Linked DNA regions of Homo sapiens: region 1 is linked to region 2. The links are chromatin contacts, found by Hi-C or POLR2A ChIA-PET in ENCODE. All regions are on one chromosome and are shown on one strand. Each heading gives the region's core, a stretch centred on a gene start or an enhancer-like site at or near the end of the contact. The rest is flanking DNA. Distances are from core to core; before and after follow the strand shown. Region 1 overlaps LINC01232 (long intergenic non-protein coding RNA 1232). Region 2 has its middle 27 kb from the start of LNCARGI.

The links. Hi-C counts contacts between places; a loop is a spot of excess contacts on that map. ChIA-PET counts read pairs that join two places held with the same protein, here RNA polymerase II (POLR2A). Pooled maps may share reads with other maps.
Region 1: a loop to region 2 is called in a map of endothelial cell of hepatic sinusoid, with 4 times the contacts of the local background. The contact joins two enhancer-like sites. A Hi-C loop is called at or near these places in 1 of 168 maps with a recorded cell type or tissue (endothelial cell of hepatic sinusoid) and 1 of 50 pooled maps. POLR2A ChIA-PET finds 5 or more read pairs at or near these places in 2 of 52 experiments (HEK293 and activated CD4-positive, alpha-beta T cell).

The regions. Positions count from the first base shown.
Region 1 is chr13:99,483,183-99,486,993 of GRCh38, reverse strand. It overlaps LINC01232 (long intergenic non-protein coding RNA 1232), which reads left to right. Exons shown (of 5, transcript NR_110731.1): 5 at 1-32. Among named protein-coding and RNA genes, the nearest start is that of LINC01232, 14 kb to the left of the region's middle. RefSeq lists a silencer at 2,303-2,503. Within about 2 kb of position 2,418, at least 2 of the 41 ENCODE cell types and tissues checked have a DNase peak (open chromatin) inside an H3K27ac peak, as active enhancers do.
Region 2 is chr13:99,403,965-99,407,985 of GRCh38, reverse strand. It overlaps the pseudogene CCR12P. Among named protein-coding and RNA genes, the nearest start is that of LNCARGI, 27 kb to the left of the region's middle. Within about 2 kb of position 1,830, at least 6 of the 41 ENCODE cell types and tissues checked have a DNase peak (open chromatin) inside an H3K27ac peak, as active enhancers do.

The DNA.
Region 1 (3,811 bases), core at 1,169-3,668, 78 kb before region 2:
TCACTTTGAATAAATCTCTGCTTTTGTTGCTTCATTCTTTCCTTGCTTTGCTGTGTATTTTGTCCAATTCTTTGTTCAAAACGCCAAGAACCTGGACAACTTGCAGTCAAGACCCTCTACCAGTAACACTAGTTGTATCCCTGTAAATGAATGGGCTTTGAAGATTTTCTAGAAGAAAAAGATCACCTCATTGTCCTTCATTTTTTGACATAAAACTGTGATAGCCCAATAGATAAAATGTGAGTTATCGATCACCCCTGGAAAGGATTAGGATATGCCACTCCAAAATATGCCACGTTTATTTTGCACTGAAGGCAATTGAGAAACAGTAGACACAGGAAGAGCTCTCTGCTTTTCCCCTTTTTACCTAAAAGCAGAGAATAAATTTCCTTTTGGAAAGATGACATACATTTTCCTTTATAAAGGTGTTCCCTTCTCCTCTACCAGGAAGATCTGAGATGGCACCAAAATGAATCTGCCTAACAAACCTTACTGCACAATTCTTAGCTACCATACATTTCATAGTCACCTTCCCATAATTTACTGCCCTTAGGAGCCCAAGTCCCTTTCCTTTGACTATCACCTCTCCACAATTTATTGCCCTTTGTTAAAATGATATATAAGCTCCTTCATTTAACTACATCTTTGGGTTTTCACTTCTTATCTTTGATGCTACGATGCATGTAAAAATATTAATAAAATTTGTGTGCTTTTTCTCCTGTTAATTGTATGTCTTTTATCAACTTAAATTACAGGCCCCAAGTACATAATTAAGAGAGTAAAAGGCTGGGCACGGTGGCTGATGCCTGTAGTCCCAGCACTTTGGGAGGCCAAGGCAGGCAGATCACAAGGTCAGGAGATCGAGACCATCCTGGCTAACATGGTGAAACCCCGTCTCTACTAAAAAATAAAAAAAAATTTAGCCAGGCGTGGTGGCGGGCGCCGGTAGTCTCAGCTACTCGGGAGGCTGAGGCAGGAGAATGGCGTGAACTCGGGAGGCAGAGCTTGCAGTGAGCGGAGATCTTGCCACTGCACTCCAGCCTGGGCAACAGAGCAAGGCTCCATCTCAAAAAAAAAAAAAAAAAAGAGAGAGAGAGAGTAAAAGTTTTTCCTCTCCTACACCTCCTTCCCTGTTAGTCTAAATACTATAGCTTGGACATAAAACTTATCCTGAACAGTAGGCTTATAAATGCAACTAGCGGCCGGATACAGTGGCTCACACCTGTAATCCTAGCACTTTGGGAGGCCGAGGCGGGTGGATCACCTGAGGTCAGGAGTTCAAGACCAGCCTGGCCAACATGGAGAAACCCTGTCTCTACTAAAAATACAAAAATTAGCTGGGCATGGTGGCACACATGTGTAATCCCAGCTACTCAGGAGGCTGAGACTGGAGAATTGCTTGAACCCAGGAGGCAGAGGTTGCAGTAAGCCAAGATCACTCCACTGCACTTCAGCCCGGGCATCAGAGCAAGACTCCAACTCAAAAATAAATAAAATAAAATAATTAAATAAATGCAACTCATGGTAGATTGGAGCCGAGGTATGAAAAACGTTAAGCTTTAGGATAAATAATGGTTCTCAGGACATAACTTAGCTAACATACAAGCTATTTATAAGCTAACATAGAAGTTGCAACCAGAAGGGGGATTCTTTTGGCCAGCAGAACCTGGAAAAATGAAAGCCACAGAGGCAAATACTAAAGTATCACTCAGGAAAGACAAGAGTGTAGCTCTGTGACATAGATGGATATATTCTAATCATAAAACTAATTTTACTTCTTCCAAATTTATGCCCACAAACCAACTTTCTGCTTTTTTCTTGTCTCGTATGCATTTTTTAACTTAATAATCTTTAAACACTTTTATAAGAGTTTTTATATTCTGCATAGAAACACTTTGTTAGCTATATGAATTGCAAATATTGCTTTATCAAAAGATTCCTAGAGTCATGAAAGAAAGCAAACAAAGTGCTAATATTGTGGTTCATTGCTTCACTTATAAGATAAAATGCATACCATTTATCAATCTATAAACAATGTCTCAATTTGAGGTTGAATGTTAGAGTTTACCCGGTAATCTAGTATTTCTCTAGAAATGTCAAAAAAAAGGGCAAAATTATATAGTACAGAGGAGTGAGTGGCTGGAGGTTGTCTAGACAAGGTACCCACTGGATGCCATTATCTTGGTGAAAAAGAGAAAGAGAAAAGCAGTCACTGACATGAGGAGTTGGCCTGGTTCTTACAGATAGGACTTGGCATTCTCCTGTCAAATATAAGCAATTTCACAGAACATGAACATTAGACAACGCCGTGTTGTGATGTTGATGTAGCAAGACGAAAACACTGTAACCCTCTGTAATCATGTCTCAACAATCCACTACAACCCGAATGTGGTCCAAACCACAAAATAACCAAACATCCTCTGTCTTGCCTAAGAGTAGTGACTGCTGCCTCTTTAGCAATCACAACTTAAGCCTCAGACTAGTCTGCCCTCCTTCTAGATAAGAGTTATTAGATATCTAATTTTAAGAATTACCCCCTGCTTCCTGACAGCATTTGATCCAGAGCAAAGCTCCACCTCTTTAAAACGCTCCCCAAACCACAAAACACAAGCTCAATTCTTATAAATTTCTTTCCAATCCCCTCTTACTGAGATGTCCCATCGTTCCTCATAGTGTGCGTTCTCCCTTGCTGCAACAAGGAAATAAACCCAACTATAGTTGTGTTCCTGGTGGTCTTTAGCTGAAGAGCATTGACACTGCAGAATCCAGGAGAATCCAGGACAATTCAAGAGCTGGAGACAGCTTACTTGTCAGGACACTAAAAATAGACCTATCTCTCAAGGGTGAATTTGTATTAGCCACAGACACAGAAACTGATGGATAAGTAACATTACTAATTTGTTAATTAATAAAAATGAAATAAAGCCCTGGAAGAGTCAGAAAAGACAAATGTATAGAGTGAGAAAGTAGATGAATGGTTTCCTGAAGGTGGGTGTGGAAAGGGGAATTAAATGTTAAAGGGCATGAGTGGTCTTATTGGGGTGATAGAAATGTTCTAAAAACTATTATTGTGATGACCACACAGCTTGGTAAATTTACTAAAAATCATTGAACACTTAAAATGAATGAATTGCATGGTATGTAAATTATAGCCCAATGAAGTTATTAAAACAACAATGATAATCCAGAGGAGAACAGCTACTTGAATCCAGCCAGCAAATATTCTTCTTCTACAGATAGCCAATGGTCAACAAAAATGAAAACATGTTCAATCTTATTACTCATCAAGAAACTACGAATTGAAGCCTCAATGAGATGCAGCAACACAAGCATTAAAATAGCTAAAATTTGAAAGACTGACAATTCCAAGTGTTGATAAGGATGTAGAACAACTAGAATGCTTACACACGGCTGATGAGAGTGTAAATTTGTGGAAAATTGTTTGGCACACCTATTCTGTAACCCAGAAATTCCACTCCTAGCTCTAAATGCCTACATATATTCACTAAAATATATGTTCACCAAAACAGAACTGAAATGTCCATCTATAGTAGAAAGGATAAAGAATTTGTAGCGTAGTTTCGTAAAATTACTATTAAGCACAACAGCATATATCCATCTCACAAATATGATGTTAAGCAAAAGAAGTTAAACACTTGCATGATTCCATTTATATAAAATTCAAAAACAGGCAAAACAAATCTGGAATGTTAGAAGTCAAGAAGGTGGTTTCCTTGTGCGAATTACAAGGATGTAGTGAGTAGGAGAGCCTGGGGCTTCTGCAGTGCTGGTAAAGTTTACCTTTACCTTT
Region 2 (4,021 bases), core at 581-3,080:
CCTCATGAACATGAACTGTGGCATTACCCCATCATTTACTTCTTTGCATCCACCCATTACAGGAAATGGCTCCTGGGCATTTTAAAGCTCAAAGGGTCTTCCTCCTCCTCCTCCTCCTCCTCCTCCACCCCAGGAAAAGCTTCTTCAGAAACACCAAGTATCACCCAGGCCAGAGGTTCTATGTTCTTAGCGGAGCACGTGGTCTAACGTGTCATTTGCTTTATGACTGTATCTAGGGAGGGGTCCAGCGTTGGGGTATTGAAGTTGATACAATTTGGGCAAAAGGTTTTTTAAGGAAAAGAATACAGAATAAGAAATACAAAATTAGGCCGGGCGCGGTGGCTCACGCCTGTAATCCCCGCACTTTGGGAGGCCAAGGTGGGCGGATCACCTGAGGTCAGGAGTTCGAGAGCAGCCTGGCCAACATGGTGAAACCCCATCTCTACTGAAGTACAAAAATTAGCCAGGTGTGATGGTGGGCACCTGTAATCCCAGCTACTCAGGAGGCTGAGGCAGCAGAATCACTTGAACTCGGGAGGCAGAGGATGCAGTAAGCCGAGATCGCACCACTGCACTCCAGCCTGGGCGACAAGAGCAAGACTCCGTCTCAAAACGAAAGAAAGAAAGAAAGAAATACAAAATTAGAGACAGGGTCTTTGAAGGGACAGTGTAAGGATGGAGCCCTGAAGTTTGGACTTCAGTATCCTGACAAACACAGCTCTAATATCTCTTAGTAAATGGTAGTGGAGTTCCTTCGCCCCTAAAGGGGTGTGGGGTGTTTTTTTCCAGGAAAAGTCTATTTTCATGGTAAATGCAGAAGAGCCTGAAAGAAGTGGCTGAGCACTAGATCAGCAATTTAGAGGATGCTTCCCGTTTGGGGGGTGAAATGCTGTAAAGAGCAAGAACACTTCCCCTTCTCTTACAGAGAAACTTCCCAATTCTTAGCCTTAACATTTACTAAAATGTCAAGGTTTTTCTGAAAAACTTGGAAAACACAGGGAGGATGCACAGCCAGGCGCTGAGCTGATGCCTCTGCAGAGGGTCGGGAGGGACTGTGCCAAGTGGGGAAGGGACTTCGTGTGCTTTTGTGTGGTGGTTTGGATCTTGTGCAATGTGAAAGCATTCACGGATGCACGTGTCATTGGGAAGAACAGGGGGAAAGGAAACAGTCAGAAAAGCAGGCCCTTTTTTTTTCATTTGTTTAGTGTCAGAAAGGCTGTATCCATTTAAATGCTGCTTACATTAGATCGAAACAAACCTTTGCAAGACCGAACTTTGAAAGAAGTTTCATTGCAACTTCTTCAGACTTACTGAGGCAATTTTTTTTCTTTTTTTTCTTTTTTTTTTTTTTAGACAGTCTCGCCCTGTCACCCAGGCTGGAGTGCAATGGCACAATCTCGCCTCACTGCAACCTCCACCTCCCCGGTTCAAGCGATTCTCCTGCCTCAGCCTCCAGAGTAGCTGGGATTATAGGCACATGCCACCATGCCCAGCTAATTTTTTCTATTTTTAGTAGAGATGTGGTTTCACCTTGTTGGCCAACCTTGTCTCGAACTCCTGACCTCCTGATATACCCGCCTCAGCCTCCCAAAGTGCTGGGATTACAGGCGTGAGCCACTGCGCCCGGCCAAGTCTGATGCCATTTATGGAGCATTTTGACGTGGGTGATTTTGTGTTTCGTAAAGCATTAGGTTGGTGCAAAACTGCTGTTCTGCCGTGACTTGTGCACCAACCTAATAGAATGTGTGCTTTCCTGCCAAGCGCATGTTCCTGACGACAGTCCCTGGCCTTTCCCTCTGCCCCCACCGTCCCCCCACACTCCGGCGGTTCAGACAGGAATAAGCGTGGAGTCCTGCCTCAAGCCCTCCCCAGTCGCTGTCCCCCAGAGACCCTCTTCTCTCCTGATGCTTCTTGCATCTTCCAATTTCCGGCTACGTTTTGGACATTTGACTCTCTTCAAGGCAGAACTTCACATACACTTTCTTGAGTGGGGAATGTCTCATCCTGTGACGTTGTGATAAAATAAGAAATACGTATTTGGTCTTTCCCCTAGTTCCTGGCATAGAGCTCCTAAAACCTTGGAATTTTCCAAGAGACAGGGGTGAGAGGGCATCTTTCGTTCTTCATCATGAGCCCTTTTCCATCACACTTGAGTTTATGCCAATGAGGCAACTCTTGCCTGGACCCAGAAGATAAGGTTGGTTGCTGGAGGAACCACCATATGGTTAGAGGGTTGGAACTTTCAGCCCCATCCCCTAGCTCCTGGGGAAAGGAGACAGGCCAAAGATTGAGTCCAATCACCAATGATTTAATCAATCACATCTCTGTAATGGACCCTCCATAAAACCCCGAAGTGATGCAGTTCTAGAAGCTTCTGGTGGTGAACTCCACATGCCTGGAGGATGGTACATGTCAAACTCCGTGGGAACAGAAGCCCCTGAAATCAGGCCCTTTCCCAACCTAGGCACCTCTTCATCGGGATGCTTGTCTATATCCTTTATGTATTATATCCTTTCGAATAAGCTGGTAATTAATAGTAAGTAAAGTGTCCCTTGAGTGCTGTGAGCTGTCATAGCAAATTATCCAACCTGAGGAGGGGAACCCTCGATTTGTAGCCAACTTGGACAGAAGCGTGGTAACCTGAGGGCCCACTACTTGAGACTGGCATCTGAAGTGGGGGGCAGTCTTGTGGGATGGGGCCCTAACCCTGGGGGGGCCTGCACTAACTCTGAGTAGCTAGTGTCAGGATCGAATTAAATTGTGGGACATCCAGTTGGTGTCCACAGAGAACTGGTTGTTGGTGTATAAAAAAGCACTTTTTTTCCACTTACATCCTGGCAACTGGACTGCAAGGTCCTGAAGGAAATGTCTGCTCTGGCACCCTTGCTTGATGCCCCGGACAGCTGGCACTACCCCAGGCAGGGAGCTAGCGCTCCAGATGCCCCCACTAGTTTGAATGGATGAGGATCATTTCTCTTATGAAGTCTGATTTGTCAAATCCTACGAAAAACCCTCAGGAGCTCATGTTGAGGTCCTGGGCACACTTCTTCTCCATGTCTGCTTCCAGCTTGGAGGCAGAGAGGCTCAAAGTCTCAAAGAACTTGGAACTCTGCTCTTGGGGCCCTGTGAATTCAGGAGTGAAGAACCTCAGCTGAAAGGTCCCCTCTGCATCCGCTGGTGGCTGCTCTGAGCAAATCCTGTAGGTGCCCAGTAGTTTGCTTCCACACCTGGCCGGGATTAAAAGCAAAGCTCACACCCCTGATGCATTTGCACTAACCGAGCACTTCTCACAGGGCATGAAGGTACGAGAGGGGCTGGCCAGCCAGTGGTGTGATGAGGAGGGGGGCCCAGGGGCTGCAGAGGGGCCTCCAGCAGGGACACCGAGGTCTGGCTGCCTCCGGACATTACAGATCCTCCTGGGCCACCTCTCAAGCGTTTCTCACACCTGACCCGGCCTGCACGCTGGGCTGCTCAGCTCCAAAGCTGCGTGGGGCCCCGCAGTTATGAGCATGAGGAAGCCGGAAGGAGACAGTCATACCAGAGGGCATTTGAGAACGAAACAGGAGCAGGAAAGAGGCCCGAGATCGCGAAGTCTGGCAAGAAGAGGTAGAACTGGGTGGGAAGAGAAAGCACAGCCGAGATGCCCGTCTGCTTGCTGTACTGGCCATGGATGGAGGCGGGTGTTCTTTTTAGGAATGCCCACGATGGGTTGGATTTACAGAGAGAGAGGTCTCAGTTCTGAATATGGTTTGGCTATTTGCATTGAAATGTGATCCCCAAGGTTGGGTCACGGGGCAGATCTCTCATCAACGGTTTGGTGCCCTGTCCATGGTGATGAGTGACTTCTTACTCAGATAGGTGAGATCTGGTTGTTTAAAGAGCCTGGCACCTCCTTCCTCTCTCTCTTGTTCCCACTCTCGCCGTGTGATCACCTGCTCCCGCTTCACCTTCCACCAGGAGTCAAAGTTCCCTGAGACCTCCCTGGAAGCCAAGCAGATGCAGGTGCCATGCTTGTACAGCC